Linked DNA regions of Homo sapiens: all the other regions are linked to region 1. The links are chromatin loops, found by intact Hi-C in ENCODE. Cell type or tissue: heart right ventricle. All regions are shown on one strand. Each heading gives the region's core, and the rest is flanking DNA. Links, peaks and the distances in the headings are about the cores only. Region 1 has its middle 25 kb from the start of EIF1B. Region 2 overlaps ENTPD3-AS1 (ENTPD3, EIF1B and MYRIP antisense RNA 1). Region 3 overlaps ULK4 (unc-51 like kinase 4).

What was found. Peaks named below come from ENCODE experiments on the same cell type or tissue, not always from the same donor. Only the 100,000 strongest peaks of a DNase experiment are listed, where the experiment ranks them.
Region 2: a loop joins it to region 1, with 3 times the contacts of the local background. A loop is called at or near these places in 26 of 110 quality-filtered maps.
Region 3: a loop joins it to region 1, with 5 times the contacts of the local background. A loop is called at or near these places in 80 of 110 quality-filtered maps.

The regions. Positions count from the first base shown.
Region 1 is chr3:40,330,777-40,338,431 of GRCh38, forward strand. No RefSeq gene overlaps it. Among named protein-coding and RNA genes, the nearest start is that of EIF1B, 25 kb to the left of the region's middle. RefSeq lists an enhancer at 6,887-6,936. In heart right ventricle, for the core only: no CTCF peak of the experiment used is centred there; a DNase peak (open chromatin) is centred at 2,835.
Region 2 is chr3:40,428,892-40,436,546 of GRCh38, forward strand. All of the region lies in intron 2 of ENTPD3-AS1 (ENTPD3, EIF1B and MYRIP antisense RNA 1), which reads right to left. Among named protein-coding and RNA genes, the nearest start is that of ENTPD3-AS1, 21 kb to the right of the region's middle. In heart right ventricle, for the core only: a CTCF peak has its summit at 4,140 (motif pointing left); no DNase peak of the experiment used is centred there.
Region 3 is chr3:41,877,775-41,885,429 of GRCh38, forward strand. ULK4 (unc-51 like kinase 4) reads right to left here. Exons shown (of 37, transcript NM_017886.4): 17 at 6,100-6,178. Among named protein-coding and RNA genes, the nearest start is that of ULK4, 81 kb to the right of the region's middle. In heart right ventricle, for the core only: a CTCF peak has its summit at 3,677 (motif pointing left); no DNase peak of the experiment used is centred there.

The sequences.
Region 1 (7,655 bases), core at 852-5,851:
AGGCTACTACACGTGGAATGATGGTGGTAAAGAGGCAGAGAAGTGGGTGGACAAGAGACTCGCTTGGAGATAGAATTAACAGGACTTGCTGTTGTGTTGGCCATAAGTGGCAAGGAAAAGATGACTTCCAGGATTTTATCTTTGGAAATTGGGTGGCTGGGAGTGACATTATTAAAATGAGGGAGGCTGGGGTAGAAAGACAGGATTGAGGAGTGGAAACAAGAATTCCATTTTGAACATGTTGAATTTTTTTTTTTTTAATAGAGACAGGGTCTCACTATGTTGCCCAACTGGTCTTAAAATCCTGGGCTCAAATGTTCCTCCCACCTCAACCTCCCAAAGTGCTGGGATTACAGGTGTGAGACATCACACCTACCCTGAACATGTTAAGTTTTAAATGCCTAAGAGACATCCAATCAGAGATGTCAAGCAACTAGTTGGATTTGTAAGTCTGGAGCTCAGAGAAGACATAAATTCAGGAGGTATCAGCCCATAGAATATTTTTAAAGCCATGAATGAATGAGTTTCTTTAGGAATGTATAAAGAGGGCCCAGAAGAAATCCATATGGAACACTAAAAACGCTAGTTTTGAAGAAGTATATCTGGTGTGACATCATTTTGGTTAAAAAACAAAGCCCCAAAATTCCATCATAACATAAACGCAGAAGATATCTGCATAAATAAATATTCATCTAACGGTTTATGGGGGTTATCTCTGGATAGTTGGGAGCAAAACGCTCATTGACACCCATGAAAGTCAGGTCTATGCCCAAGAACCTTTTTGCACCTGGTCTTTCCCAAATGGCTGCTTAAGGGACCCAGGAGGAGGAGCCTGGAAGTTATGGTGCCCGATTTGATGATGAACCTAGGAGAAGCCACTCTGCATTTGTTACCCAAGGGAATAGGAGGAATGGGAGGGCTTTCATTTTCTCAGTTGTATATTTCTGTCAACATTAAAACTTTTATAAAGAACATCATTATTACTTTTGTAGATAGAGAAAAACAATAAATAAAATTATTTTAAATGGTGGCATCCATTGTTGGTGAAGCCACTGTACAGTGGAAACGCACATCTCTTTGGAGAAAATGTGAATTGGTATGACTTTCTGAAATGACATTTGAATGAATTTGAATGAATTTCATGCAAATGAAATTTTATGTCAAGCTCCTTAAAATGTTCATATCTTTTCACATTCAGGCACCTATGCTAGGGAAATAATCAGAGATGGGTGTTAGGAACCATGGAAAGATTTCAGTAGTTTTAAGATAACAATTTGGCCTGGGTCCATGAACCCTACAAATGCCCCCAACTTGGCTGGGTCCAGCCATCCCTTATCTCCATAACATCTTTAAGGGAGCTGTACACACAAGGAACAAGGAATGTATGGGACACCAAATGACCACTGACGATTCCCTACCTCATGTCTGCACCTTTGCCTGCAGAACTCCATGGAGTGCGTGCTTCTTAGCCCAAGGCCCCAGGGAAGTTTCTCCCAAGCCCAGTTTCTGGATGAATACACATGAAATGGTGAGGTGGCTGAGTCCACTCTGGAAGACCGGGCCTCCTTGCGTGGTTGAGAGGAGAACATCAGAGACAGGGACCATGCTCAAATGCACCAGCTTTTAATAACTGGGTTTGGTACCATGGCTTGTCACCCCACTCCACCCCAACCACCAGAATAAAAACGTATTATTAGACTCTAGCAGAGGCCGACTCACCCTGAAACAAACACACTGGGACTTTCTGGTGCCTCGCCTGTCCAGGCCTCCTCCTTGCCCCTGAGCCTAGTATTGCATTCATTCATATGCTTTTATTCCTTTCTTAAAGGGGGTCTCTAAAACTGCATAAGTCTCAGGTCCCAGCAGACTGGGATGTTCTTGCTTTCAGAAATTTGAGATGGGAAATAAGAAAATAATCCAGCCGTTGGTGGTAGGAGCTGCAGCTGTCTGAAAGGAGGGATCATGAGGGACCCTGAGGAGAGCAGAGCAATGAGCACGCCAGAGATTTGTTTCAGCTGGCCTTGTGAGAGCACTAGGCCTGGAGAGTGAAAAGGAAGATGCAAGTGCCGGCAGAGCTGCGGTGTTGCGGGGAGGAGTGAATGAGTGAGTGTGATGATGCATGACTGCCTGAGCTTGCACTCTGCACAGTGAGTGCTTGCTGAACTTCGTCGGTATAGTTATTGTTAGCACTGCTGATATTACTGTGAAGGTCCGCGCACTCCATTTCCTGGGGTCCTTGGAGCCTGGTTCTGCTCTGGATAAAATGGTCAGGGAAGTCTAACACGCAGCTCTGAGTACACCCCCTGAAGGGGACAGAAGCTGAGAAATTGACCCTCCTCCACTTCACACGTACACCAGAATAGGGAGACCACGGGACAAAGCGCTCATTGACACCCATGAAAGTTAGGTCTGTCCCCAAGAACGCCTTTCCACCTGGTCTTTCCCAGATGGCTGCTTGAAGGGCTCAGGAGGAGGAGCCTGCAAGTCATGGTAACCGATTTGATGATGAACCTATGAGAAGCCACTCGCATTTGCTACCCCAGGCCACCCACATTGGTGTTCTTTGTTTCTACTACTAGTTTACAACATCTTTCTATTCTACTGCCAGGGAGGAAAAAAGGTGTTCCACAAAACTGCCCAAGAGGACATACCTAGGAGGAGCGTCTGACATCAGCGGGGATCTTTGTGCTGCCCTTTCAAACCCTCGCCTCACTAATTACCCAGCAGGAGACAGCCAGCTCCATCCATATTGGAGTTTCACCTTTAATTAAACTTTAATTCACTCATGCCTTATCCTTGTGGCCACATGCTGCTGGGAATCAGTGCCACAGCAACTTGGACCCAGGCCAGAACCTTGCAGAAGAACACCCAGAGGCATCACCAAGTAAAAATAGACTTTCCTGACTATTAAATCCAACACTGTACTCAGGGAACCAACAAGAGTGCTCTCAAGGAAAGCTGTGATCTGCCTATAGGCAAAGAATGGATGATTTCAGTAATTCCTCCCCTCCCCTCCCCGCCCCAACTACACAGGGAGACTCAAACAAACTAGGATTATACAATTACCCATTTAACTTCATCTCATTTCCGATAAGAAGTAATCAGGGGAAGCATAAGAAAACCAAGAACTTCCAACCACTCACATTTATGAAGTGCTAACTCCGTGCCAGGCATGATGGGGAAATGAGATGAAATCAGCTTTCTGTAGACATTGTCAGGGCCCTGCCTACTGTGCACCTGGCAGTCACCTACAGTTCCCACAGGCCCACAGCTTCCTACCCTACACATCTGCATGTCTCTGACAGGCCATTCTCTGGCTGTGGGCATGTGCGGCAAGTCAGCAGGACTGCCCGGAAGTGCCAGGGAGTTAATGCTCCAGGAGTGGTTCCAATGAGGGACAGGAGCTGGTGGACAAACACCCCAGCTTCCTCAACTATTGGTTCCACTTCTTCTCTCAGAATGTCTCTCAGAAGGTCCCCCAGGAGGGAGCCCCAGGTGACTGCCCTAGCCTCCAGCTCATTAATTCACCTTGTATTGGCTTTCATTCTTCTCTGACTCACTTCCCTTCTCTCTCACCAAGCTTTTAGGAATCACTTTTCAGATAAACTACTTGCACCCAATCCTAGTCTCAGTGTCAGCTTTTGGAGGAACACTAACGAAGACACAATTTTAGTCTTAACCTTGATGATAATGACACAAGTTAACTTTAATAAACGTGAAGGCCTAAAACTCAAATATCCATAAGCCAAAAGCCAATGTGATCAAATATCTAAGGCCAAACCCAAGTGGGGCCTAAGGGGCCCTGGAGAGCAGGTATCCTCTTTGGGAGGTAGCTACTAGTCTACTCAAGAGGCTGTTTCCATGCAAGAAGGTGGGGCCAGTATTGTTAGAGCTTCCAATTTTTAAAGAGATGCTGGAATTCTGCATTTTTATATGGACTTTCCCAATTTTTGAATGTTGAAATCAACTCAAAAATTTGAAAGCACTATGAAGCCCAAGAGAAATCCATCCATGGACAAGAGCATGCCCACAGACCCCAGTTTGTGACCTCTGGTTCCACTGGATTTAATAATCCAGCAGCCACTGTTGACCCTTCCCAGGGCAGTTTAAATTGAGTAGTGAGGCCAGAAAGCATATTGTGGAGAGCTGAGAAAAGAATTGGAAGTGAGAAAATAGAGAAAGCCAGTATAGATGATTCTTTCCAGAGCAGAGATAGAGTAGTAGATATTGAAGTGAAATAAATATTTTAATTCTTAAAGTTTGGGCACTCAAAAATACCTTTAAACCAGGAGGCAAGATCAAGGATTAAAGAACAGGATGAAGACAGTGGAGAGACAGGGAGTAACCAATTGAGTAAAGTCCCTCAGCGAAGGCAAGAACAGGCGGGCTAGCTGTGGGATTGGCCTTCAACATGAGGAAAGCCTACCATTCTCTGAAATGTGGGGCAGAAGATACATGACACACTAAGGTAAAGAATCTCTAAAGTATCCTAAGGCAGAGCAGCTCATTAAAAAAAAAAAAAAAAATTTTCGGGCATGGTAGCTCACTCCCGTAATCCCAGCACTTTGGGAGGCCAAGGCAGGTGAATCATTTGAGGTCAGGAGTTCAAGACCAGCTTGGCCAACATGGTGAGACCCCATCTCTACTAAAAATATAAAAATTATCTAGGCATGATGGCACATGCCTGTAATCCCAGCTACTTGGGAGGCTGAGGCAGGAGAATGGCTTGAATCCCAGAGGCGGCGGTTGCAGTGAGCCGAGATTGCACCACTGCACTCCAGCCTGGGCAACAGAGTGAAACTCTGTCTCAAAAAAAAAAATTGACTAGGTATTTTTATTTTTATTTTATTATCTAATTATAAAATTAATATGTGTTTATTTTGGAAATGTTGGAAAATATAGAAAATAATAAAGATGAAATTAAACATTTCCTGTTATTCCACATCCTAGAAAGAACTGTTGCTGGAAAAGGGATATTGATTCCAGGCCCCAAGAGAGGGTTCTTAGATCTCACACAAGAAGGAATTCAAGGCACATCGCAGAGTGCAGTGAGAAGAGATAGTTTATTGAAAGCTACTCAGTTACAGAGTAGGGCATCCTCAGAAAGCAAGAAGAAGACTGCCTTGTCTTTTTTTTGAAGTTTTACTTATATAGGGTCTAGTCTATGTAAAAGCTAAGCTAAGGTATGTCTACATGCAGGTGGGCTGACAGCATAGCAAAATTTATTACTCTGTTTAGTTAAAGAAAACTATCCTTCTATAATCCCAGCACTTTGATAGGCCAAGGCAGGAGGATCGGTTGAGCCCAGGAGTTTGAGACCAGCCTGGGCAATATAGTGAGACCCTGTCTCTAAAAAAAGAGAAAGAAAGAAAAATAAAAAATAAAACGATCCTTGACATTTTAGTGTGCAATTACATCAAAGCATAATTATCTTGAAAGCATATATGGTCATGGGTATTGGGACATCTGGACTTTCCATTGTTGTAGGAGTGTGTCCTTGCAGGTATCTTTAAACTGTTTCCTCAATGGTGAATATCTTATGACTATGTGTCATGACCCACAAGGAATGTGTCTTGTTAGTCCCAAGAGGGAGCTGATATTAAAATTATGTTACTGTGGCTCTCCTGGGCTCCTGTTTCCCTAACAGAACCACTGTTAGTATTTGTGACTATATGTTTTTCATTCAAAGTGGGCTTATACTATACATACTGCTTTGTAAACTGACTTTTTAATTTTGTAACATATAATGGACATTTTTCCACACCATTAGATATTGTTTTAAGATATGACTAGTTACAGTCACACCGTATTTTCCAAATATACCCACATCCACATATCTGCCATCCACATGCTCTTCTTACAGTGTGACATTCACGTGCTTCCATCAAGAAGTGAGGTCTCTGTTTCCTCCCTTTGAACCTGGCCAGACTTTTGTAACTGCCACAGTCAATAGAATGTGGCATAAGTGATGCTGTGTGCCTTCCAAGGCTAGTTCATAAAGACAACATGGCTCTGTTTTTTACTTTTTGTTTTTTGCCTTTGGAACCAAACCACATTTGTGAGGAAGTCAGGTCTATATGGAAAGGCCATATGTGAATGTTCCAGCTGACTGACCCACTTGGGCCTCTAGCTCATATCAGCATCTGCCAACACGTGAGCAAACAAGTCTTCCAAGATAGCAGACTTTAGGTCTTCCACTTAAAGCCCCAGGCATTACAGAGTAGAAATAGGCCTTACTCCCTGCTGCCTAAGTTCCTGATCACAAATTCCGTGAGAGATAGTAAGTGATCATTGCTAGAGAACCAAAGCAGTATTGCATTTCATGGATATATCACAATATTGCCCTTTTGGGGGGCTTTAGATTGTCTCTAATTTTCTGCTATTATAAATAACACTGAATGAACCTCCACGTAGCTGATTCTTTGTCTAATTAACATCTCTTTCCTAAGAATAAATGTATAGATGAGCAATAATTAGGTCAAAGGATATGATCATTTTAAAGGCTTTGGAAACACATTGCTCAATTGCTTTCTAGAATTGTTGAGTCAATTTACATTCTCACAATTAGTGTATGAAAGTGTGTGAAAGCATTCAGTGAGTTATTCTTAGTCACTGGCCTCTGACGACTTTACATTTCTTTTCCTCGAACTGTCATCCCCACCCCATCTTTGTTAATTTTTGAGGCTTGTGATTCTGGAGATTGGCAACAAATTAGTGGATACCATGTTGGGAGTTGTTCAGGGCAAGGAATAGATGGAAACTGCTGGTAGTGGGCCATGGGGCCAGGCAGCTTTGCTCAGAACAGGGATCCAAGGAGGGCTATCAAGGTTGATCACACCACAAACCAGAGGCTCCTCCTACCCAGACTGGATGACGCCTGGGATAGAAGCTCCAACTGCAGCACTAAGCCCAGGAAATACACCTGTCCCTGCCGTGCTCCTTAAGAGGGTTGATAATAGACGTAGGGATACCCTTTCTTGTCATTTGTTGTTTTTGTTGAGATAAAATTCACATATCATAACATGAGCCGTTTAAAGGAAACAGTTCAGCGGCATTTAATAGTCACAATATTGTACAACCACTGCATCTATCTAGTTTCAAAACATTTCATTGCCCCAAAGGGAAACCCCATACCCATTAGGCAGTTACTCCCCATACCCTTCCTTCCAGTGCCTAGCAACCAGCAATCTGTTTTCTGTCTCTATGAATTGATCTATTCTGGGTATTTCATATAAATAGAATCATGCAATATGTGACCTTTTGTGCCTGGCTTTTGAGGTTTATCCACTTTGTGCACGTATACATCCTTCCTTTCTCCTATTATTTCTGAATAATATTCCATTATATGGATATACCACAATTTGTTTGTCCATTCATCATCATTTATGAACATTTAGGTTGTTTCTAATATTTTTTAACCAAAACATGTGTATTAGAACTTTCCCACAGATAGCCATTTTTGTCACTTTTCTGGTCAAATCTTCACAATAAGTTCTTAGACTCAATTATTATTATTATTTGAGATGGCATCTTGCTCTGTCACACAGGCTAGAGTGCAGTGGCGCAATCTCGGCTCACTGCAACCTCTGCCTCCTGGGTTCAAGCACTTCTGCCTCAGCCTCCTGAGTAGCTGGGACTACAGGTGTGTGCCACCA
Region 2 (7,655 bases), core at 1,221-6,220, 98 kb after region 1:
GCTACTCCTATCCCAAACTGTACCTTTGCTCCCGCCATCCTCTCTACTATATTATAGATCCTCCTCCCACCCATCCAAATCATGTATGTTTCTCAAGGTCCAGTTCCTTCATATAAGTCTTCCACAAAGCTTTCCTTGCACACACATACTATGCTCTATCTCCTGGACCACTTTTTCAAAACCAGCCACGTAAGTCCTCATATTGTTATTTATCTTGGCATATGTGTACAGCTTATTTCTAAAAGACAGAGTAGGCTACTTAAGGGCAAAGCCTATTGTACATCACTCCTCATTTATTCAACAGACATCTAAAAACACCTATTATGGCTGATACCTTTTACGTGTGATTTTGGATTTGGACATATGCTATGAACATAGTATTTATTCATATTTGTTGATTGAGGTTGTTTCCATGAGTGACTAAGAAATGGGCAATAAACTATAGAGATAGCAGGGAAAAAACAGCATCCAAATCACCAAGAGTTTGCAAGAAAAAAAATTTGTATGTGCAAGAAAGAGAGCCAAAGCTCCATGAAGGCAAATCCTAGTCAACATTTCTAACTCATTTGGGAAGTTAGAATAAACTGAGGTACTTCAGGTTTTCTGACACACACCGAAGAATTTTTGACTGGGTGCAGTAGCTCACACCTGTAATCTCAGCCTTTTGGGAGTAGCTGAGGCAGGAGGGATTCCTTGAGCCCAGAAGTTCGAGAGCAGCCTGGGAAACGTGGCAAAACCTCTTCTCTCCAAAAAATACAAAAATTAGCCAGAAGTTGTGGGCACACCTGGAGTCCCAGCTACTTGGGAGGTTGAGGTAAGAGGATTGCTTGAGCCTGGGAGGTGGAGGTTGCAGTGAGCCGAGATCATGCCGCTGCACTCCAGCCTGGGTAACAGAGCAAAACTATCTCTCTCTCTCTCTCTCTCTCTCTCTCTCTCACACACACACACACACACACACACACACAAGAATTTTTATAGATAGACCATTGTGAAATCTGCAGTTCAAGTGGCATATCTAGCACTGTTACTGTGGTGAACAGAATACTCCTTCCCCCTCTGGTGTTACTCCAATTATGTGGTTACATTGTCACATGGCAAAAGGATTTTGCAGATGTAATTACAAATCAGTTGACCTTAAAATGGAGAGCTTATCCAGGTAGGTCTAACCTCACCACATGAGCTCTTTAAAGGCAGAGCATTTTCTCCAGAAGACGAAGTCAGAGATTCAAAGCATGAGAAGAATTCCACATGCAGTTGCCGGCTTGGGGATGGAGGGCGCCGTGTGCAAAGGCCCTAAGTGCAGCCTCTAGAAACTAACAGCAATCCCTGGCGGCATCAGCAAAAAACCAGGAACCTCAGCCCTACAGCTGCAAGGAGCTGGATTCTGCCAACAACCTGAATGAACTTGGAAGCATATTTTCCCCCAGAGCTTTCAGATAAGAGTCCAGGTCAGATCATATCTTGATTTCAGCCTACTGAGACCCTAAGTGGAGAACCCAGTTGAGCCCACTCTGACTTCTGACCTACAAAACTATAAAGTAACAAAAAGATGACGTTTAAAGCCACTAAATTTGTGGCAATTTGTTACACAGTCACAGTAAACTAATACAACTATAGAACCCCAAACCCCAAAGCTCCAACCAAAGCAAGTCTTTTGATTTGAAATATGTGAAGATAAAAGTGATGAGTAGCACAAATAGTGTCTATTCCTAATCACAGCTATGTAAAAAAAGCATGGGTTCAGAGGTAAAAGTACCTGACAGCATTACTCAGTCACTGAGTGATTTGGGGAATAGGGATCGGGGCTTGAGCTTTGGGCCTGGTTGAGTCTAAAACCCATTGCATAACTTTGCCTTTCACACAGAAAGGCAGTATCATATAGTAGTTAGGAATTTGGCTTTATATTTCCGTAGTCTAACATACCCATTCACATACAGACACCTGATTTATAACAGAGGTGTCACATCAGAGCAGTGGGAAAATGCAGGACAATTGGATATCTTAATGGAGAAAAAATGAATTTGACCCTTTCCTCACTCCACTTGCAAGAAATGTTTCCAGGTAGCTTAAAGACCTAAGTGTGAAAAACCTATAAAGGTTTAGAAGAAAATGTAGGAGAATATTTTTAGGATACTGGGTAAGGGAAGGGTTTCTTAAACACTACACAAAAAGCATTAACCATAAGAAAGTATTTAATACATTAAAATGTAAAACTTCTGTTCCTCAAAAAACATCATTAAAAGAGTGAAAAGACAAGCCACAGAGTGGAAGAAGGTATTTACAACATATATAACTGATAAAGGACTACTTTCCAAATTATATGAACAACACTTACAAATCAGTAAGAAAAAGGAAGATGATTCAATTTTTCTAAACAGGCAATAGTCTTGAGAAGACACTTTTCAAAAGGAGACAACTAAGTGTCTAATAAACATAGGAAAAGATGCTCAATCTCATTATTGGGATAATGCAAATTAAAACTACAGAGAAATAGTACAATATGCTCATTCGTTTGGCAAAACTTAGAAGTCTGACAATACCAAAATTAGTGAGGATGTGGAACTGGAACTCTCCTATACTGCTGTAGGAATGTAAATTAATGCAACCACTCTGGAAAATGGAGGTATTGTCTAATAAAGTTGAAGAAATTCCAGTCCAAAGTATATACCTTAGCGATATATAGTCTTAGATATACCAGGATACATGCCTAAGAATGTTTTAAGCAGCAACCAAGATGCCTATCCTACGGAATAAATGAATAAATAAATAGCGATACAGCCATACTAGAAAATACTGTACATCAATGAAAACAAAAGAACTACATAATCAAAAGGTTTTTTGTTTGTTTTTGTTTTGTTTTATTTTTGTTTTGAGATGGAGTCTCGCTCTGTCACCCATGCTGGAGTGCAGTGGCTCAATCCTGGCTCGCTGCAACCTCCACGTCCTGGGTTCAAGCGATTCTCCTGCCTCAGCCTCCTGGGATTACAGGCATCTGCCACCACGCCCAGCTAATTTTTGTATTTTTAGTAGAGACAGGGTTTCACCATGTTGGCCAGGCTGGTCTCAAACTCCTGACCTCGTGATCCCCCTGCCTCGGCCTCCCAAAGTGCTGGGATTACAGGCGTGAGCCATTGCACCTGGCCTAATACAAAATTTAAAAACAGGCAAAACTAAACACAGAAGGTTAAACGCTAAAGAAAAGCAAGGAAATTATTACTTTGAAATTTGGGAGGAGATGGAGGCTGTATCTGGAAAAGGATAAATGGGTGTCTTAGGCTGCTTGAACTGCCATAATAAAATACTATAAATTGAGTGGCTTAAACAACAGAAATTAATCTTCTCACAGTTTTGGAGCCTGGGAATTCCAACATCAAGGCATCAGCTGACTAATTCCTGGTGAGGGCTCAATTCCTGGCTTGCAGATGGTGGCCTTTATGCTGTGTCCACACGGCCTTTCCTCTGAGCTCTCAGGGAGAGAGAGTGAGAGAGAGAGAGAGGGCACTCTGGGATCTCTTCTGACAAGGGCATTAATCCCACCATGAGGGCCACTCCTTCATAACCTTGTCTAACCCTAGTTATCTACCCTCCCAAAGGCTCCATCTCCAAATCCTACACTGGGGGTTAGGGCTTCAACATATAAATTTGGGGGATCACAAATATTCAGTTCATAACAACAGGGCTTCTGGGGTGACAGTGTTATTCTACAACTAGGTAGTGGTTACAGATGTTCCCTTTTTCAACCATTTATACATCATCTGTATGTCCTATACTACAATATAAAGTGACAGATCTGGGTTAACTCAAGAATTTTCTCCTTATTACCTCTATGGTTTTCATCATATCTTTCAGTCTCCTTGAGTCTTGACTTCCTCCATATATAAAACAGGCATAATACCTACCTCATGGGATAGTTAAGAGAAAATACAGCACTTAGCCAGTGCCTGACATGGATGTAGCTAATAAATACAAGTTTTAAAACATATTTATTTCACCCATTTACTTATTCACTCATGATACTTTCACCAAAAGTCTACTGTGCGACAAGCCCTGAGCTAAATGACTAAGGGTGTAATAGAAATGAGACAACTGTCTTTTCTCTCGAAACATGAGACTTGAATGCCCTCTGTTGGAGCTATGGAAAAAATTCTTCCCAGGGTGAGCCTCCCACCCTTTTTTTAAACCTCTCTAAAGGTATTAGAAAAAAAAATCATTAGTTCAAAAATAGTTTTAATAGTATAAAATAAGGAGATAATTGGAAATCTGAACACTGAACATTATCAAGGAATTCCTGTTAATTTTTGTTTAGGTAAAATAATGGAACCGGCCTGGCGCCATGACTCATGCCTGTAATCCCAGTACTTTGAAAGGCTGAGGCAGATGGATTACTTGAGGTCAGGAGTTCGAGACCAGCCTGGCCAACTTGGTGAAACCCCGTCTCTACCAAAAAATACAAAAATTAGCCAGGTGTGGTGGTGCACACCTGTAATCCCAGCTTCTCGGGAGGCTGAGCCAAGACAATCACTTGAACCTAGGTGGTGGAAGTTGTAGTGAGCCGAGATCACGCCACTGCACTCCAGCCTGAGCAGAAGAGCAAGACTCTGTCTCAAAATAAGTAAATAACTAAATGAAATAATGGTATCTTGGATTTTTTTTTCAAGAACCCTTGCTGTTTAGATCAATGGTCCTCAACCTTTTTGGCACCAGAAACCGGTTTCAAGGGAGACAATGTTTCCACGGACAGTGTGGGGCTGGGTGGGGATGCACAGATGGTTTCAGGATGAAACTGTTCCACCTCAGATCATCAGGCATTAGATTCTCATAAGGAGCAAACCTAGATCCCTCACACACGCAGTTCACAATAGGGTTCGCATTGTTGCTGATCTGACAGGAGGCGGAGCTCAGATGGTAATGCTGGTTTGCCCGCTGCTCAACACCTGCTGCGCAGCCCGGTTCCTAAACAGGCCACGGACCAGTACTGGTCTACTGCCTGGCTGAGGGTTGGGGACCTCTGGTTTAGATACTTGCTGAACTGTTTCCAGATGAAATGATACGTCTGGCGTATCAGTCAAAGTTCAACCAGAGAAATAGAGCCAGTATTAAGAGATCTATTGCAAGGAATTGGCTTGTGAGACTATGGGGCTAGCTAGGCAAGTCCTAAATCCACAGGGCAGGCCATCAGGAAGAGCAGGCTGGAACCCTCAGGCATGAACTAAAGCTACAGTCCACAGATAGAATTTCTTCCTTCTCAGAGAAGTCCCAGTTCTGCTCTTATGGATTTTCAACTGATTTAATCAGGCTCACCCAGATTATCTAGGATAAGTCCCCTTAAAAATCTACTAATTATGGGCAGTAATCACACCCACAAAATACTTTCACAGCTACACCTAGATTAACAAATAACTGGGTGCTATAGTCTAGCCAAGTTGACACATAAAATTGACCACCACATCTGTGAATTGATTCAAAATTACAGGGGAGGGAGAATGTAGGGGTAGAACTGGCCCATACTTTGATGGTCCTTGAGGTTGGGGTGATGAGACATAGGAGTTTATTATAGTATTCTATCTGCTTTGTGTATGTTTACAATTTTCTAAATAAAAGTTAAAATACATATTTTGAGGCCAGGCATGGAGGCTCACGCCTATAATCCCAGCACTTTGGGAGGCTGAGGCGGGCAGATCACCTGAGGTCAGGAGTTCGAGACCAGCCTGACCAACCTGGAGAAACCCTGTCTCTACTAAAAATACAAAATTAGCTGGGCATCGTGGTGCATGCCTGTAATCCCAGCTACTTGGGAGGTTGAGGCAGGAGAACTGCTTGAACCCGGAAGGCGGAGGTTGTGGTGAGCTGAGATCATGCCATTGCACTCCAGCCTGGGCAACAAGAATGAAACTGTCTCAAAAAAAAAAAAAAAAAAAAAAAAAAAAAAATATATATATATATATATATATATATAAACACGCAGAATCTCACTGCTGTATATTTGATATTTTTCTTTCTGAATCTTTTTCTCTACATATTTGTACATAGTTAAGATCATGCTGGAATTACAATTTTATATTTCCTTCGTTCACAGCATTATACCATTAGCATTTTCAGATCTCATTAAAAATTATTCCCAAATATCAAACAAAATGATTAAGAACTCAGGCTTTCACATCACAAAAACCTGGTTCACACATCCTAGTTCTGCTGTTCATTGTTGTGTGATCTTTGTCTAAAAATCTTAAGTTTTCTATGCCTCAGTTTCCTTTAATACAGCCATTCAATTCAACTGCTTGTTCATTTGTTCATTCAACTAATATTGATTGAATTCATCCTCTGAGTAAGATCCTGTGTAGGTGGCATAACTCCACCAATTAACAATGTAGACAAAGTCCTTGCCTTCAGGGAGCCAACGTTCTAGTGGGGGAGACAGACACTAACCAACTAAATACACACTGTACAGGGGATTATAAGTGATCTGGAGAAATATAAAGAAAAGTAAGGGGAAAGGAAAGTGCCAGGAGCATGAGATGGGGACGCCATTAGGTCAGAAAAGTCTTTTCAGATAAGGTGACGTCTGAACGAACACTTGGAAAATGTGAAGGAGTCGGCCATTTGAATATCTGGAGGAAGAGCATTCTAAGCAAAAGAGACCACAAATACAAAGGCCATTGTGATTGGAGCAGAATAAATGACTGGAAGATGGAGGAGATAGGGTAAGGGAGTTAAGACGGAGTAGATGGTGCAAGGGGGCCCCATTTAGAGTTCTGAACAAAGGAGGGGTATCTGGCTTCTGTTTCTAGTTACAGTGATAAAAAACAAAGGAGACAAGAGCAGAAACAGGAAAACCAGTTGGTGGGTGATTTTAATAATCCAGATGAGAAATGCTGATGGCTTGGATCAGGTTGGTAGCAGTAGAGGCTGTGAGCAATGGTCAGACCCCGGATATATGTGAAAGTAGAGCCCACAGTGTTTGCTGATGAATGTACATGGAGTGAGAGAGAAAAAGAGGGGTTAAAAGTTATTCCAATATTTTTGCCTGAGTGACTGAAAGGATAGAGTTGCTATTAAATGACATGTGAATATAGCAGGGAGAGAGGGTTTAGTAAGAGGAAGGTTAAGATCCAGACTATTTTCTTAAAAAAACAAAAACTGTTTATACCAGCACATATCCATAAGCATGGAGAGAAAAGAAGAAAAGAAAACAACAAAAACATTTTGGCATGGTGGACCAGGGGTAACTGACTTAGCAGACCCAAGAAAGCACAATCCTAAAACAATGAGAAAATAAAAAATCAACCAATGTAAACAGCAGTGTTCTCAAAAAGCTCAGGAATCTGTGGCATCAAGTACAGCTGCAAGTTGGGTTGGCAAGCACAAAATAAAGATAATTAAAGCTGTTTAAGAATAGTGATTCTGGCCAGGTGCAGTGGCTCATGCCTGTAATCCCAGCACTTTGGGAGGCTGAGGCGGGTGGATCATGAGGTCAGGAGTTCAAGACCAGCCTGGCCAACATGGTGAAACTCTGTCTCTACTAAAAATACAAAAATTAGCCAGGTGTGGTAGAGCACCTGTCATCCCAGATACTAAGGAGACTGAGGCAGCTGAGGCAGGAGAATCGCTTGAACGCGGGAGGCAGAGGTTGCAGTGAACCGAGATTGCACCACTGC
Region 3 (7,655 bases), core at 954-5,953, 1.5 Mb after region 1:
AGTTTGAGACCAGCCTGGCCAACATGGTGAAACCCCATCTCTACTAAAAATACAAAATTAGTCGGGCATGATGGTGCATGCCTGTAATCTCAGCTACTCAAGAGGCTAAGGCAGGAGAATCGCTTGAACCCGGGAGGCAGAGGTTGCGGTGAGCCGAGATCGCGCCGTCGCACTCCAGCCTGGGCAACAAGAGCAAAACTCTGTCTCAATAAAAAAATCTGAATTGGAAAAGCAGAATAAACTGTGAATTTTTCTCTTTTTAAGAAACAATAGTACCTAGATCTAACCTCTGAAAAGCTCTACCAGGAAAAAAAAAAAAAAAAAAAAACCTAGAGAACCCAGATTGAGTTCTCTAACTACATCTTCTAACAAAGTAAACAAGATTCCTTATAGAAGTGGTTTCAAAACTAGGGGTTGACTATTCCCGAAACAAGCCTATGAAAGCTCACTGCCGAGAAGCCAGCAAGCTGTCAGAGACAGGAGTAGGCTCATGTCAAAGGGAGAAAGGAGCAAACTTGAAAGAGCTCCCACTGGATGGAGATGAAACAATGTAAGCATCAAAAAGACTAATGACTGCAAAGGACTAGACGATATACATATACATATATACACCTGTAAGTTCTTAACAATATAAAATCAATCTCACTAGACACGGAGATTTCTCAGGTACCAACTCTTTATTCTGAAAACTGACCTATGAAGAGGAACAATCAAGCATTTATCCTGCCTTGCAAAACAAACTCTATTTTAAGGATAACCAAATAGTTGATCAGGGAAAGATCTTCTGTAAGAAAACTTCCAACTACAAATAGAAAGGAAATTACAGAATAAGAAAATTATCATTTTGCAACTCTAAAGGATTACTACATGTAGACAATAATCGATTGATGTTAAAACTGTTAAAAAAAAAAAAAAAAAAAAAGAGTGAGGAGTTCCTGACTCACAGATAAGGGTATGAAGAAAAAAAAAGAGTGATGGGAATATTTATAATAAGGCTGACAACATCTGAGTCTAGTGATCAACTTTAACCCCTCTAATAGAGGCATATAATGTTTAATTGTCTCACTTCCTATGAAGCAGTAGGAGAAATACAGCACCAACTGTGACAAATTCCTATTTCCCCAAGCCATCCCCCCAAAAAAAAGTACTGAATCAAGGGTCCACATCTAAGCAGCCATGCGCAAGAAAGGAAAGGCAGGTGATAAAGGACTATATTAAATAACACCAAAAGGGTGCAGTAAAGCTTCTGGTATTCCAATTTGGGCCAAGACAAGGGACAATTTGTCTGTAACAAATAAATGACACTAAAAAATAAGAGACCAGGAATTAAGAGACTTAAGGGTCACAATATCTAAACGCAATCCTGGCTCAAAGAAAAATTACAAAATGACATGTATGAAACCACCAAGAAAATCTGAACACTAACTGGGTATTAGATGATATTCAGAGACTACTGCTGAATGTATTGGGTGTGATAATGAAATCATGGTTATACATTTTTCTAATCCTTTTCTGCTAGCAAAAGATATTTACTAGTAAAATGATATCATTTTATTTAAAATACTCCAGCAAGAAAGAGAGAGGGAGAGAAAAAGGGAGAGGGGGAATGAAAGCAGGACACAAGATGAAACAAGATTAGCCAGTGTTGATTGCTGGAAGCAAATGATACTACCTCATTACTCTAGCCTCTCTACTTCTATATATGTTGAAATTTTCCATAATTTAAAAAAAAAAAATTTGAGACAGGGTCTTGCTCTGTTGCCCAAGCTGGAGTGCAATAGCATGATAATAGCCCACTACAGCCTCAACCTCCCAGGGTCATGTCTCAGCCTCCTGAGTAGCTGGGACCACAGACGTGCACCACCACACCAAACTCTATTTTTTCTAGAGACAGGGTCTCCTTATGTTGCCCAGGCTGGTCTCAAACTCCTAGGCTCAAGTTATCCTCCCACCTCAGCCTCCCAAAGTACTGGGATTACAGCCGTGAGTCACCACGCCCAGCTGATAATAAAGAAATTTAATGAATGGGTTAACCTAAAATGTCTGTTAATACTCCTTTTGGCCAGGAGTGGTGGCTCATGCCTGTAATCCCAGCACTTTGGGAGGCTGAGGCGGATGGATTATTTGAGGTCAAGAGTTCGTGATCAGCCTGGCCAACATGGTGAAACCCCATCTCTACTAAAAATACAAAATAAATTAGCTGGGCGTGGTAGTGCATGCCTGTAATCCCAGCTACTCGGGAGGCTGAGGCAGGAGAATCGTTTGAACCTGGGTGACAGAGGTTGCAGTGAGCCAAGATCACGCCACTGCAATCCAGCCTGGGCAACAGAGTGAGACTCAGTCACAAAAAAAATTCCTTTCAGTTTTAGAATTTGATGGGTCTATATTAAATTTCATAAAATATATCCACTGCACGCTTCAGACTAAATATATTGGCTTAATATCAGAAATGTTTTTTAAAATTATTACACATAGAAACCACAATGATTACAGAGTGGTAAATGTGTTATCTAGGAATATAAGCTTCAGATGGTTATATTTTTCAGTAAAAAAGATACAGATGTCAATAAATGCTTCTAAATGCATAAAGGAGATCATGACCAGTTATTTTCTGTAGCTGTTGATGACAGAATAAGATGAAAGAGATTTAAATTATATTACAAGGATAGTAAAATAGATTTTTGCTCCATTTTTTCTGTCTCTTTATAACAAATTATACCATCATATTCTTCTGACATTCTTTTAATCATTCATTAAACTCTCCAGCATTAACTGCCTAAAATACACATTACTTTGCTGGCTCGGCACTGTGGGGTACAAAGGTGAGTAACAAAATGAGGTTCTATGCCATTAAAATGCTTATAGGGGCCAGGTGCAGTGTCTCATGCCTGTAATCCCAATACTTTGGGGAAGCCAAGACAAATGGATCACTTGAGGCCAGGAGTTCAAGACCAGCCTGACCAACATGATGAAACCGTGTCTCTACTAAAAATACAAAACTTAGCAGAGCATGGTGGCATGAACCTGTGGTCCAAGCTACTCGTGAAGCTGAGGCTGAGAATCTCTTCAACCCGGGAGGCAGAGGTTACAACGAGCCAAGATCACACCACTGCACTACAGCCTGGGCAACAGAGCGAGACTCTATCGCAAAAAAATAAATAAGTAAGTAAAATAAAATAAGATGCTTATAGGGTCTGCAACCACAATTTTTCCTGTTCACTGAGAGTAAACCTAATAGAGAATTTAGGATTCATCTTACACTTGAAATTTTGTTACTGATTATTGAAAAATTATCTACAAGCACCCAATTGTGAGTTTTACAGAAAACTGGTCTCAAGAGTTATGAACCAAAGATTCACTCCACGGGGTTCCCAGATCCCCTAAAATCATGTGCTAGGTGTTGACTTTATTTTTCTGGAGAGACTATAATGGTTTTCATTCATCTTATTCATCTCAAATGGTAAAAATCACCAGTGGAATGGAGCCACACATCCTGTAGCAGAAACTTCTAAAAAAAAAAAAAAAAAAAAAAAAAACAGGAAAAAGATGAAACATGGTACCATGTACCTGCTCAGCCTCCACAGATCCTGCTTTTGGAAACTGAAACATAAATTCTTAAAACTTGCACAACTTTTTTTCTGGTGCTTGAATGACCTCTAGTGGCTACTTAAATTATCACAGCCAATTGCTCACAGCAGGAATTAGGTTGGTGCAAAAGTAATTACAGTTTTTGCCATTAAAAGTAATGAAATAAAGAACTAAAAAGTGTTGAGAAATAACAAAATTAAGATGGCATCACAAAGGAGCACCTAGCTCAATTTCAAGTTATTATACAAGCTCTCTATTATCCAACCAAATGTAGTTCACAATACAGTGTAATTCAAAATAGTTCACCAGATAGTTCAGTACACGCCATTTTTTTTAATCAAATAAGTATGATTTTCCCTAAATTCTTGCATTTCGAACTAATAAAGCATCAGCAAATACCCATGAAGAGAACAGTACTGGAATAAAAGATACAAGAACCTCGGGAATTAACATCCACCCTTTCCTCTCAGTTGAGGCAGCACCAGGAATACAATGTCAACAAAGTACAACAACTGGAGTAAGAGAAATACTTTGAGAATATAAACTGGCCACAGAACTCAACCTGAGTGAGAACAGGTAACAAATATGGTTCAGGAACTGCTGGGCCAAACTCTCCAAGTGGGAGTACAGCAGCAGCAACAGCAAGTACCAGTAGAATGAGGCCATCACATCACCCAGGGTGACCAACAGGTCCCAGGTTACTTCACATGCCCTCTGCCCAGCCCCTTGACAATTCCTGCAGCAGCAAAACACACCATCTTCCAGGCACTGCCACACGGAGTCCCAAGAATGCTGATACAGTTTTATTTATTTTGAAATATTTGTCAGTATCTATACATACACAAGGCACTGTCTAGGCACTGGAGTGGAGTGTTGAACAAGACAGTTCAAAATCCCGATTCCAATGGAGCTTGTAGTCTAGTGTGGAAAGAGAAATAAATACATAAAATGCCAGGTGGTGATACATGCTGTGAAAAAGATAAAGTAGAACAATGGGGTTTGGAAATTACAGGGTGGTCGTAGTATTCTTTTCTATAAGTTGATCATCTCAATTCAGACTAGCTTTTCTTCAAGCACTCAATAGCCATAGTGGCTGGTGGCTACTATACTGGATAGTTCAACAAATCTGAAACTATCATCCATGCCTTTTTAGTTCATAATCTTTATCCTCTTTCTTTCTGAATCCTAAGAGAATTCATCCAACTGATCTTCAAATTCACTAACTCAGCTTCCTAAAGTATCCATCCTACTTAATACTTATTACTGCAACTACTGAATCATTTAATTCAACAGTCATATTTCACATATTCAGAGGCTCCTTCTTCACAGCTCCTGAGCAACCAATGCCTGCTCTGACGATGCAGGAACATCCTCTAAAATCTTGGCACTTTGTCTTGGACTTTAAGTTCTCTCCCATCTCCTACAGCTACTCCATCTCACTGGAGACCTTTTGCTCTGAGCCATCAGAAGGAACCCCCATTTTTGAGATCCTAAGCCTTCTCATCTTCCTGGTAATACTGCCCTAGATGCTCAATCTTTCAGACAAAAATCTACCTGACACATCTCTGAGAACCAAGCTGGGTACCATCAGTAATCATATAGGTCACAATTCATTTTTTTAGGCCCCCCAAAAAAGGAAAAATTTAGACTTTGTGGCATTTTACTAGTAACTCAGAGATCCAGCAGTTTGCAGGAAATAGAGATGGAATTGTAAGCAAGGGAAATACACTGAAATTAAATTAATCTCCACCCAGACACTATAAGGCCAGCTGGGATACTATCCCAGCAATTGGCTGCTGCAGTGAACAGCACAGAGAGAAAATGTTCCAATTCCTCTTAAGGCTCCAAATACCAGTTGGCTACTACAGTGGACAAGACAGACATAGAAATTTTTCCAATTTTTCTTAAAGCCCCAAATACCACACAACCAGCTTCAACTCTACAAAATCCCCTCTCCTTACCCCTTTTTTACTTCCTTCAGGAGCTCTTGCTGTTTCCCCTAAAAGCCTTGGTTCTTTTCACCTATGCTGACTCTTGAGCCTCTCCCAGTTCAAGGGATAAAACTCCATTACCAATTAAGTGTAACATACGTTAACGGAATAGGTAGAAAGTAATCTTTCATACGAAAACACTACATTCAAGGTGAAAGGCCAAAATAATTTGAATTTTGAATTGTAAGCTATGCTTTAACTAGGAAATACATTAGTCTGTTGGACAGACTATAAGAAAACTAGAAATGAAAAAAGCCTTATTCAAAAACAAATGAAATAATGATGAGTAGAGTTCATAAGCCTTGTTAACTCTGCTGTGCCATTTTAATGATGGACTACATTGTATATGTGCTGCTATGTTTAAGCCTAAAGGTCTGTTGAGGTAACAGTTTTAGAACGATTGCCACAATCCCACAGAGAAAAAACAAGTGAAGGTCGGTGAAAGCTGCAGGTTCTAAATTACAGAATCAAGAACAGTATTTCTTGACATTCATCACATTTAAGTAATAAAAGACATTACCTCAACAACAGGTGTATTTTCCTGGAGCTCAGCTGTGTGCGAAGCCAGTAAACCAATTACGTGAGCAACCTTGGCCCGTCTGTAAATGGAGAGAAAACAGGCTCTGAAAAGAAGAGTCGGGGACCGAGGAAACTAATCCCAGCTAGTTACATTATGCAATGATGAGCATTAGATATAAGACTGAGAAATAAAAATTGAATGTGACAGGTCAGGCCCACACTCCCACATGTACACAGCCCAGAGAAACTCTCCCTCGTATACTTAGGGAGACACGAACCGTAATGTCCGCTGCAATACTGCAACAGCGACAAAATTTAAACAAGTTGTGGTTTAATAGTAAAACGAAAAATAAAAATTTTAAAAATCTTTAACCAGAGAAAAGAGCAAAACAGTAATTAATCCTTTTATTGCTGAGTACAGAGGCATTTGGCTAAAGGTCTCTTTTCTACTTGTTAGTAGATCAATGAGTTTCTATGTAAGTAGTAAATAATATCTGAACAGTAACATATCTGTATGTATTCAGTGTAAAAGAAATTTTTACAATCAAGTTTTTAAATATTGTTATTTGCATAAACACTAGTTTTAATGAGGTGTTCCTTTAGTATCCAGCAGAAAACTGAAGTGGATAAATTACTATTAAATGACATTCAATGTGATTTGAAAAGGTATTTCATGCAGAGAAATTAGTTTTGATGAGTTTTTTTCTAATTAAAACAAATGGTGAGTTGATGAAAACTGCACTCTTATTTAGTGATGTCTGCATGTTGTCTAGGATAATCAGTATGTACCTTAGTCAGCTTTTATTTTTTACCATCTTAAAATAAACCTATGTGGTACCCATGGAGGAAAACAAATCAGACTCAGAGAAGTACTACAGGGAAAATGTCTGCGTTATCACAACTCTAACATACAGAAATAATCCTTATAAATTTCAACACTTCTTAAATTTCCCATTAAAATCTCTTAACCTACACAAATTAAAGAAGTCCTAGGCAATTGTAGAATTAGCATCCCACCTGTGAATAAAAAGATTATACTTTAAAAGTAGTCATTTTGAAAAATATCTGTAGGACAATTGGAAAAGCCATCCTCCCACCTCAACCCCCCCAGCTAGCTGGGACTGTAGGCATGCACCACCACAGCCAGCTAATTTTTTTTACTTTTTGTAGAGATGGGGTCCGCTATGATGCCCAGGCTGACCTTGAACTCCTGAAAAACAATCCTCCCATCTCAGCCTCCCAAAGTTCTGGGATTACAGGCTTGAGACACTGCATCTGTCTATCTCTTTTCAAAGACAAGCTCAAAAAACTTATGAAACACTTAACCATTTTTCAATTTATAAAAGTAAATATTGGCTACCAGATTTATTCAACTAAAATAAAAATGTATCAACATGCCAATTATTTTCCCTAATATGACCAAAAACAATTCCTATTAGAATAAAACACACTACCTAAAAACCTTATACTTTTAAAATAGAAAATTTAAATCACTTATGAATATTCACTTTTTACCAAAATCCTAAATACAAGTACCACATACCCTATATACAACAC